Linked DNA regions of Homo sapiens: region 1 is linked to region 2. Evidence: read pairs that join two places in POLR2A ChIA-PET (ENCODE). Cell type or tissue: Panc1. All regions are shown on one strand.

What was found. ChIA-PET counts read pairs that join two places held together with the same protein. Peaks named below come from ENCODE experiments on the same cell type or tissue, not always from the same donor. Only the 100,000 strongest peaks of a DNase experiment are listed, where the experiment ranks them.
Region 1: POLR2A ChIA-PET joins it to region 2 with 5 read pairs; 1 of 35 experiments calls an interaction of 5 or more read pairs at or near these places.

What each region holds. Positions count from the first base shown.
Region 1 is chr20:11,443,926-11,448,925 of GRCh38, forward strand. No RefSeq gene overlaps it. Among named protein-coding and RNA genes, the nearest start is that of LINC02871, 420 kb to the left of the region's middle. In Panc1, no CTCF peak of the experiment used is centred here; no DNase peak of the experiment used is centred here; H3K27ac peaks cover 1,217 bases.
Region 2 is chr20:10,170,868-10,175,867 of GRCh38, forward strand. All of the region lies in intron 2 of SNAP25-AS1 (SNAP25 antisense RNA 1), which reads right to left. It overlaps LOC105372524 (a long non-coding RNA gene), which reads left to right and starts at 1,562. Exons shown (of 4, transcript NR_187933.1): 1 at 1,562-1,919. In Panc1, no CTCF peak of the experiment used is centred here; no DNase peak of the experiment used is centred here; H3K4me3 peaks cover 1,109 bases; H3K27me3 peaks cover 740 bases.

The sequences.
Region 1 (5,000 bases), 1.3 Mb after region 2:
TTGCCAGAGGAATTTGGTTTTTTGAGCCTAGCCCAGCCCAGGAGCCTGGCTTTATTCAGGGAAAGCCTTCCTAATGCTATTACCTAAATGTGGCCAAATTGTTCCTATATAACTAACTGTTCCTGCAGTAATTGACATAATTGTTCTCTGCACCCAGCCAGGTGAAACTCCAGCTTTTAATGATAAATTTGTGGAAAAAAAAAGTTAAGGTATATACACAGATATTTACGTCACACCTCCCACCTTTGCCCCACTTCTTTTTCCACTCTGTTGGCAGCCTCAGAAATTTCAGTGCAAAGACAGTCATTGAAATGTTATTAATTATTATGAAAAATTAGAAATGAGAGAATGGTTGAATATATTATAGTAAGTTCATATTTGTAAACTCATGTTTAAAAACTTTTAAATGAAGTTTTCTAATATTGTACAAAGATATGAAAACTTCCTACGATGTATATTTAATTGAATGAATTGAATTGAATTAAATACATGTCTTTGCTTTAATTTTTAATTTTCAAAAATATTGCAACACTTGAGAAAGTTACAGGGAATAATCTAATGAACACTCAGAGAATCTGAAGGATGTGGTCCGTGTTGAGTCTGTGACTTGGCCAAGAATTTTGGAAGCATCGCCTTAGAATCCAGGACTCCTTATTTCAAGCCTAAGTTTGCCTTCTACACTGTTTCCTCCCTTTCCATGATAAACGTTTTATCAGACTATCTCTTTTCCTTACTTCTCTTAGAGCAGCTAGAGGTAGAAGAGGAAATTGCTTCAAATTCACCCTCTGGTCATAAATTATATCTCCCATATTTTATGGCAGGACAATTGTTTCAAGTTTTCTTCTATTCTTAAGCCAAAGTTGCAATATGTTTCAGAGATTTACCAGAATTTAGATTTTAATATAGAATAAGTGAATATATAAGTAAATCAACATATAAATAATATTTTAGATTTTTGTAAAATGTCACTAGGTCTGTAATACAGTGACATCAATCAAAATAAAACAAAAGTCAGTTTAAGAATGTTCTTCATTGTCCCCACCTTCAAAAAGCCTGGGTGTGCTAATGTAATTAATTGAAATTATAGGTTTAATAACTGCAGTGAGTTTTTTGCCATTCAACATTGAAGCCAATAACAATTTAATTTGGCTTTACATTGAAGATCAACACATTCTTTGACCATTTTCCTAAGAATAGCTTCTTTGGGCTATACATTTTGGAAACTAACAAGTGATTTTTAGGCCTGGAAATTCACTGGTGGATGAGAGAGACACCTCACAGAAGGTAGCTGGAGTTGGGATCTTGATTTCCTTTGAACGGAGGTGGATAGAAGCATACAGGCTCAGTGTTCTTTATTTAAAGAAATTGCTTCTGCTGGCAGTGTCCAATCTTGGCACCAATTCAGGTCACTCTTAGCTGGGGGCCAGTTCATTCCTCCCTCAGTACTTCCCCTGTTCTAAAATCGTTTCCTCAAATGACCCTGATCCTCAGCACTCACTGACTCTCTGAAGTTGAGGACTGGAAGAAATGACAATCATCCAACCAAAGCGTCTCAATGTATTTCTAGTTGAGCCTTTAATAAACATGCATGACATGCCACTTTTCTATCTTAAAATTCTGCTAGGGTACCCTACCCTTGTCAGAAAAGTAAGTTCTTCTGACCACTAACATTCAGAAATTTTTTTCTATCTACATGTTTTTTTTTCCTACCTCATGTCAGAAATTCTGATATGCATATCTCCCTCCCAAATGGTATGCTATTATTATTAATTGACAGTCATTGATTTAATCTAATCATCCAACTTTACAGGTAAAAAGTTTGTAATTTCCACAAGATTAAAGAACTCATGAAAGGTACAGAGTGAAACCTGAGTTTTCTTATTCCCAAACTGGAACTCTAGAATAGAGCCGTGTTGAGAATTCAGGCCTCACTGCTTCCTGTTCAGTTTCTCCATGCCATTGCTTCCTGTTCAGTTTCTCCATGTTGTCCTTGAATATTGCCTCCAACTTTTATATCCTAACCACCCCAGAACTGCCATCCCACCACCAAGACCTTACAATAGTGACTGCAGAAGCCAATCAAGTTTCTGTAATGAGTTTACAGACTAGGACACAGTAACAGATTGTGCAACTCACCAGTGGTTAGATCCTGTCATAGTAAGTATCCATTTACTGAATACCTTTCATGTTTTAGGCCAGTGCCTGGAAATATAGATAGAAATACAATACATAGTTCCTGGAAATAAAGACAGATATAAAAGCTAGCAGTTAAAAGTATTATTTGCAAAAGATTTCCCAACCTTTGCCATTTTTTTTTTGTATGATGACACAGAAAGTAAAGCCATTGTTTTCTTCTTCTGTGTTCCTAATTTCTATAACGTGGGTGAAAGCAGCAACGTGTAATAGGTTAAACAGTAAACTAGTTGTTCTAGCTAATTCTCAGCTTTGGCATGTCTCCTCATTCATAAAATGAGAGAGTTGAGGCAATTAATCACAAAGATCCTCATCAACTGTAACATTCTATGATGTTCTTTTATCCAAATTCTTATTGACTTGATGGAAATGCTTGTCATTTTCCTATAATATGCCCCTGTTAACCAATGGGTCATTATAAAATGACTCATGAAACTAGAGATTTGTTTGTATTGAGGGTCAATTTATAATACCCACACATAGTAAATTTCTCACTATAATGCAAAAGACATGTAGCATATGTATGAAATAAGTGATACTAGCTATTTCTAGAGGTGACTCTACCCTATTCTGACACTTTTAAAGCACGTGTTTCCATTATTTAGCCAAAGATTACCAGGGAAATTTCTCATGGTCAAGCCTATTCTACAGATAAAGAAAGTGGTAGATTTCTGTCCAAAGTCCTAAGAGCCCAGCTCACACATCTCCCTGCCTAATAACATAGCCTCCCATTGCCTCCAAACAAGCCAGCTAACGATCACTAACCAAGATGGTACATCTAGTGATAACTATGGTCTGTATAATAAACCAGACTTCCTTTTCAAAATAAGCATTTCGTCTCATATAAATAACCTTACTAGGATTGAATGAAGGCAAATAAACTTGGCATCCATTTAAAATGGAAAATATGGTCACCAACTGTGATAGGCAACCTCTATGATAGCCATCAATGATCCCTTGTACCTCCTAGCATCCATGCCCATGTGTAATCCCCTCTCCTTGAGCGTAGGCTGGACTTCTTTACTCACTTCTAATGAAGGGAATACAGTACAAGTGATGAATTGTACTTCAGATATTAGGTTACAAAAAGAACGTGGCTTCTGCCACATCAAGGCCTGCGTTCTCCCTATCTCTGAGTCTCTGTCTCTGTCTCTCTTTGTCTTTCTGTATCTCTGTCTCTCTCTCTCTCTATCTGTGTGTGTGTGTGTGTGTGTGTGTGTCTGTGTGTGTGTGTGTGTGTCTGTGTGTATGTCAGAGGGAGGGTCTTGGAATACCTGTTCTGGGAGAAGCAAACTGTCATTTTGTGAGTGGCCTATTGAGAGGCCAGTGTGTCAAGGAGCTGATAACTCCAGCAACAGCTAACAAGGCCTCCCAGCCTGCCAACAGCCATGTGAGTGATCTTGGAAGCAGATCGTCCCCCACTCGAGCCTTCCGATGACTGCATCCCCAGAAAGGACCTTGACTGCAGCATCTTACAGACTCCAAGCCAGAGGCACCCTGCTAAGCTGCACCTGGATTCCTGATCCTGTGAGATAATAAACTTTTTTCTTAGCTGCTAATCTGAGGGTAATTTGTTATGCAGCAATACATAACTAAATTCCAACAAAGTAATTTTGACACCCCAAGTGTACTCAGTCTTCTAATCTAAGGGAAACTCATAGTTCATGCTCTCATATTTGCTGTCATTTTTTCAGCAACGACAGAGCTTTATGAATGGATCACAGCTGTCCCAATGTAATTCTCCAAGAGGAAACCCTGGCACCATCTGCCAGCAGGGAATCAGCCAGCCCATTGTTAACGACAATAACAGAAATTCTATCTAAAGTATTTTCACTTCCTCACACTCATGTTCAAGCAGAGCTTCTGAACTTTCCTTTTGGCAAACATGTCTCCTACTGCATCTTTAGTCAAACAATTGCATTTTCTAGCCCTTTGCCTGGGGACATTCCTTGCTATGCCAGCTGCCCAGTGCTCTTCCAAAGTCAGTGCCCACTCAGGGGAAATGCCACACGTTTTCATTTCAGGTTCATGTGGATACCCATTTGAATGCATACCTGTGTTTTAAACTTTCTTGGCGTGAAATAAATTTAGGCTTTTACATTTGTCTTGTAAAAGGAGGACGGTCTAAGATATTCGCCTTATTCCTTTAGTTTGTTCCTGGCTTCTAAAGTGGCATCCACGTGCATAAAAATGCAACTTATTTCATCATTTGTCAGCATTTCCAAAACAGAGAAATACCACTTTCCTTGTAAAAGTTATATTTAAATATAATAAAATTATTTTTCAGGAAGGCAACACCACAAGGACTCAAAAGAGACAAATCTATATGCTCAGAGCATGGTCACTGAATTAGAGCTTTGGAAGAATTAGAAAAAAAATTGAAATTTTATCAGGAGGAGAAGTGTGCTTTTAACTATCTAAATAGTCTACTAGACATAAAAGTATATATTGCCGTATCTAATAAGCCATTACACTCACCAATAAGCATTGATGGTCATCTGTTCAGGTTGGGTAGACAGGTACCAAGTGGTAAAAGTGTTTAAGAAGAAGTTCATGTGTGAAAATACGAACACTGAGGGCTCGGACTCAGACAAGTGGGAGAAACGACCTACCTGCACTGAAGATGTAAATTTAATGATGGAGTGAAGGATGACTATTTTGCTTATTCATCTAATTTTACCTAACCTGGACTGATGTTAACTCAATTTTTTTTTATATTCTGTATTTCATGTTATTTAAATAAAAATATCATGTTTTCCATTGTCTGCAATCTATTGGTCTGACCAAAAGTAGAGAGCACATTAAAA
Region 2 (5,000 bases):
TCAGACACTGGGAATAGAACAGTCCACAAGACAAAGTCCTTGCTCTAAGGGAACTTACCTTCTAGGGAAGATATATGATAAACCAATACATAAATATATAATAAGGACATGAAAGCAATAGAGAACAAAAGTGCTGTGAAAAAGATGCTGTTTTGGATAGGATGGTCTTTTGAGCAGTGAAATAAAATAAATATCTGAGGGAATAGAGTTCCAGGTGGAGGGGACAGCAGGAAGGCCATGAAGTTGGGGTGCACCTGGCATCTTCAAGGAACAGGGAGAAGGCCAGTACTTCTGGAGCAGAGGGAACAGCCGGGAGAATGGAAGGCAAGGAGGTGAGCGATAACAGGGGCCCAATCCTGGAGGGTCTTTTAGCTTTGGTAATGACTTTGGATGGGAAGGCAGTGGGGGAATCTGAGCAGATGAGGGTATGAACTGACTTAGGTTCCCTGAATGTGACCTTGGCTGCTGTATGAAGGACGGGCAGCCATTTCCTCATCTGATAGCAAACTGGTATGGACCAGAGAAACGAGAAGCTTCCCACTGCCACTCTAAGAGCTGAGATTCCGAGTCATATGTTTTACTGAACAAATTACTGCCCATCTTGGTTGAAGCCCATCGGGGCCTGAGCTAAGTCTTTGATCCCAGAGGCCAAGGCAGCACCATTCCTCGCCATTAGCCCATGGCTAGTGACCCGGGAGGTACAAAGTCAATCCTAGCTACAGCAGGAACTCCTGCAGAACCTGTGACCCTCATAGCCAGGGGGTCTCAAACCAGCGGGATACATCTCAGAGTGGCTTTGCTGCGACGTACCTTTGGGTAGTTTGAGACTGAAATGACTCTAGTCACTACTTTTCATTTCCATCCTTTCTTCCCTAAAGGTCAACTGGAAAGGCAGCCGGCTGAGAGAACTCGATCTCTGTCCAGCAGAGATTATTTTGTGGACGCTCAAGGTTCTGAGAGCTTACTTCCTTTTTCTGGGTCACCTGCTTGGTGTGAATTCATCCAAAATCATCCGTTTATTTTTAGAGCTATAAATTATATCTGCATTTCTACTCTCCTGCAGAAATTCAAGCTCAGAGCTTGGGCAGGGGCCCTGTGTTTGAGGCACAGAGACTGGCAAAGCGTCTTGCCTCCCACCTCTTCTGAAGTGAGGCCTCTGCGCTACTGTGTCCCAGCCCTTCAAAAATCCTGAGTCATTTCACTGTTTCTGTTTCTCCCCTTTCCCCAGCAAGCTTCCTGATGCAAAGGAACACCGGAGCGGGGCGATTGCCTCCCTAGAGCTGGGCCGGCCACCCCCACCCCTCGGGCTGCTAAAGCAGCGGGCCGGGCGGAAGGTCGGGGAGCCAGAGCCCAGGGAAGAGCAGAAGGCGCGGGGGGGCGGGGGGGGCACCCAGGAGGGAGGACGGGGCAGCGGTGAGGGTGTAGACGGGAGGGAATCTGTCCGGTGCCGCAGTGAGTTGGGTGGCGGTGATTTGTTCGCGGGCGCAGGCTGGGAGGCGGGGTTCCTGACTCACTGCGGCACTGGCAGGGCTGGTGACAGCACCACCCCCGCGCCGCCTGCAATCTGCCACCGCTGCCACCGAGCCGAGGGGCGCCAGCAAGGCATCCCCTGGGTCAAGGGGCCTCCCGTGGGCTTTCCAAACAGCCTGTGCTCATTTCCGCGGGAGCCCTCGGGGCGCTGTGCTGTGGCTGCATTGTCACTGTTTGTTTATTTCTACATCTGCTCTGTTAGAAGATAGGCTCGCTTAGGACAGAGCCTTCTAATCCACCCCCTGATGAATTCGGGCCCTCGCCTTTGGCACAATGCCTGGCGTCATCACAACGCGGGTGATCAGTAAACGGCAGCGAAGGAAGCGGGGTCAGGACTGGAGAGGAGAGGGGGAGGAAGACAGACGACCGGAGAGGAACAAAAATGGAAGGTAACTTGAGCTTTCATAACTGCAGAAGTGCAAAACAGCTCCCTGTGTGATATAGGAAGTAAAACCGTAGAGATGGGACTTGGCTGGCCTGCCCTTCACACACTTTAGACATTAACCCAAAGTTCATGCTCCTGCCATGACAGTGATGGTGGACAGGAGGGAAGAAAATGACAAGGAGGAAAGGAGGTGTCTTTTGCTCTTAAAAATGAGAAGGGTCATAAACAATCCATCGGCTGCAAACCACGAGTTGCCCCCAAAGCAAAGCAGGTTAGTGGCTGCTGCCGCCTCATCATAGCTTCAGAACCCACAGAGCCTGGAGGACTGTCAAACATTATCTAATATCCCATTCTACAGAAGAGAAAACTGAGGTTGAGGCAGGAACGCAGACAGGAATCAAGGTTTTGGGGTTGGGATTTGCAATCCATTACTTTGCCTCCTGCATCCACTGCTTTTCCCTGGGCATTCTCTTCTTCCGGTTTCTTGGAAGTTAAAATTGCGAGAGAAGCAACACAGAGTGGTTTTCCCAGGGCCTCGACCTCGGTAAGGGAAGACGTGGAATTCCGAGTGTGGAGACCCAGACAGCCTCCGAAACCCCCACGCAACCCTGGGCGTTCAGCAGCTGCCAATGCCCGCCTGACAAGTTTCTGGGGCATCTCTGCACACGGAGAGGTGTGTCTCCTGCAGCTCCAAAAACAGATTTTGCCATCTCATCCCCATATTTGCAGTCTCCAGTTGGCTTCTTGTGATTGGCCAGAACTTTTCCTCACTGGAGAGATGAGGAGAATCCAGTCCTCCAACCAGCTGAGAGAAAACACTGCAGTAGCAGAGATAGCAATGGCTGTTCCACCCCACACTGATACGATGTCAGGGAGCCAGGGGTGGGCTCAACAGGCTGAATGATGCCAGGGACTCCCAAGGGTCTATACATTTAACCCTGGAGGAAGTGGCCTCTGACCAGGTACCTAACCTTCTGTACTTCTCGTTCTGTAATTGGGGGCATCAGAGTGTATTCTTTGGCTTTCTGGAAAAAAAGATTTCTCAAATTTTAATTTCGGAAGTTTCCATCAGGACTGGCAGCTGTGTACACAGAAGGAGGTTGCTAATGTATTTCAGATTGGGGGCAATTACAGCTTCCCACCTACCCACCCCAATCTATTCCCAGATCACTGCACCACACTGACTCTTGGCCTCCTCTAGAGTTGGAAACTCTACCTGAGAGATGCACTCCTTTAAACTAACATAAAACCTAAACTAACAAAACCATAGCACTTCAAGGTATCCTTAGGGTAAGGTTTAATGACCTATTAATATCTCTAACACAGCAATTCTCTTGCTTGGCTATTCACTAGAAGCACTTGGAGAATTTAAAATAACACTGATGCCCAGGCCATACCTCAGACCATACCTCTAGAGGTGTTTTCTAAAAGCTCCCCCAGGTGACTATAACAACAGTAAGACTGAAAACCTCTGCTCTCGTGGGAGCTGCTAGTTTGCTGGTCAGCATCTGTTCTCCCTTCCACTAATAGCACCTGATGTTCCTTTGGAAACCCCACTCTTTCTTGGTCCACTTGATTGAGTTACACTAACCCCATCATCACCTCCCATTTACTTTTTTCAGGGAATAGCAGGCTACCAGTTTGGCCCCTTTGCATTTTTCCATTCCCCTGAAAGAAGTAATTGGTTCAGGCAGAAGATGTGATACAAGGGGGTCCAATGAAAATCAGTCTCAAGACTGGCTGAAACTATTGGGAAGGGAAAGATCTGTTTCTGCTGCAGTTATTTAGGAGAAAACATGGGAGCCTTGAGCTTCCAGCAGGCATTTTGCCACCACATGGAGAAAATCTGCTTGTAAATTAAGGCAACATAGAGGAAAAGAGATTATTCATAGAGTGAAAAAGACTGAAATCTAATTAATACCACTTCTGAAGCCAGATACTTCCAGTAACAGATATTAAATCCCCCTTTTCACCCAAGAAAACTTTGAACTGAGTTTTCTATGATATGCCGCATCATAGCAGAGTTAATCTGTTGCTTTAAAATGCAGAGAATAGAGTTCTAATCTAATATGACAGCAAACAAGCAAGCTTCAACATTCCTGGTCAAAGATTCCAGATAGCTAAAGACAAGTGGGTGCTGTCCATCTTCAAGGATAATGGCTTTCAGTGGAGAAGGGTGAGGAAACTGAAGACAGCAATGTTCTACTACATGTTTTTTTCAGTTAGTATCAAGAGTTATTGGTAGCTTAGCCTTTGCTAAATATGAAAGAGCTTAAGAAGTAAAGAGGTTCCAACCATAGGAACCTCTTTTAACCGTAACTATAAGAGCTTTTATAATAGCTCTTATAGGTTTTTATAGTAGCTCTTATAGGTTTTAACCATAACTGTAAGAGCTTTTATAATAGCTAATATAGCAGTGATGTATAGGAAGTACACAGAAGCACACAACAGACCATCAAGACAATGCATTGGATGTTTCAGATTCCCTTCTTGGTCACGGGAGATTCCCTGGAAAATGTGCCCTCTGTCTGAAAGTGCAAGTGAAGCCAAAGTAATTGATTGGCTGCATTTTAGATTTGAAAGTTTTTCCATGAACAATTGCCATGTAACAAGCTACCCCTAAATTTGGTAACTTAAAAAATGATGTGTTTGACTTGTCTTTGTATAGACTTGGATAGCTTTTCTGGGCTTACCTGGGATCTGCAATTGGCTTCTGGTCAGCTAAGTGGCTCTGTGTCTGAACTTGGCTGGCTCTTGGCTGGGGCAATGGGAGTGATGAGCTAATGTATCTGTCAACCCTTCAGAGCCTAGCCTGGGCTTATTCACATGGGGGAGGCAGGGTTCCAAGAGTGAGAGCAAAATTGCACAAGGTCTCTTGAGATTCGGACTCAGAACTTGCTCACTGTCATCCTGCCACATTCTATTTGTCAAAGTGTGTCACAACCCCATTTTTTTTTTTTTTTTTTGAGACAGAGTCTTGCTCTGTCACCCAGGCTGGAGTGCAGTGGCTCAATGTCAGCTCACTGCAACCTCCACCTCCAAGGTTCAAGCGATTCTGCTGCCTCAGCCTCCTCGGTAGCTGGAA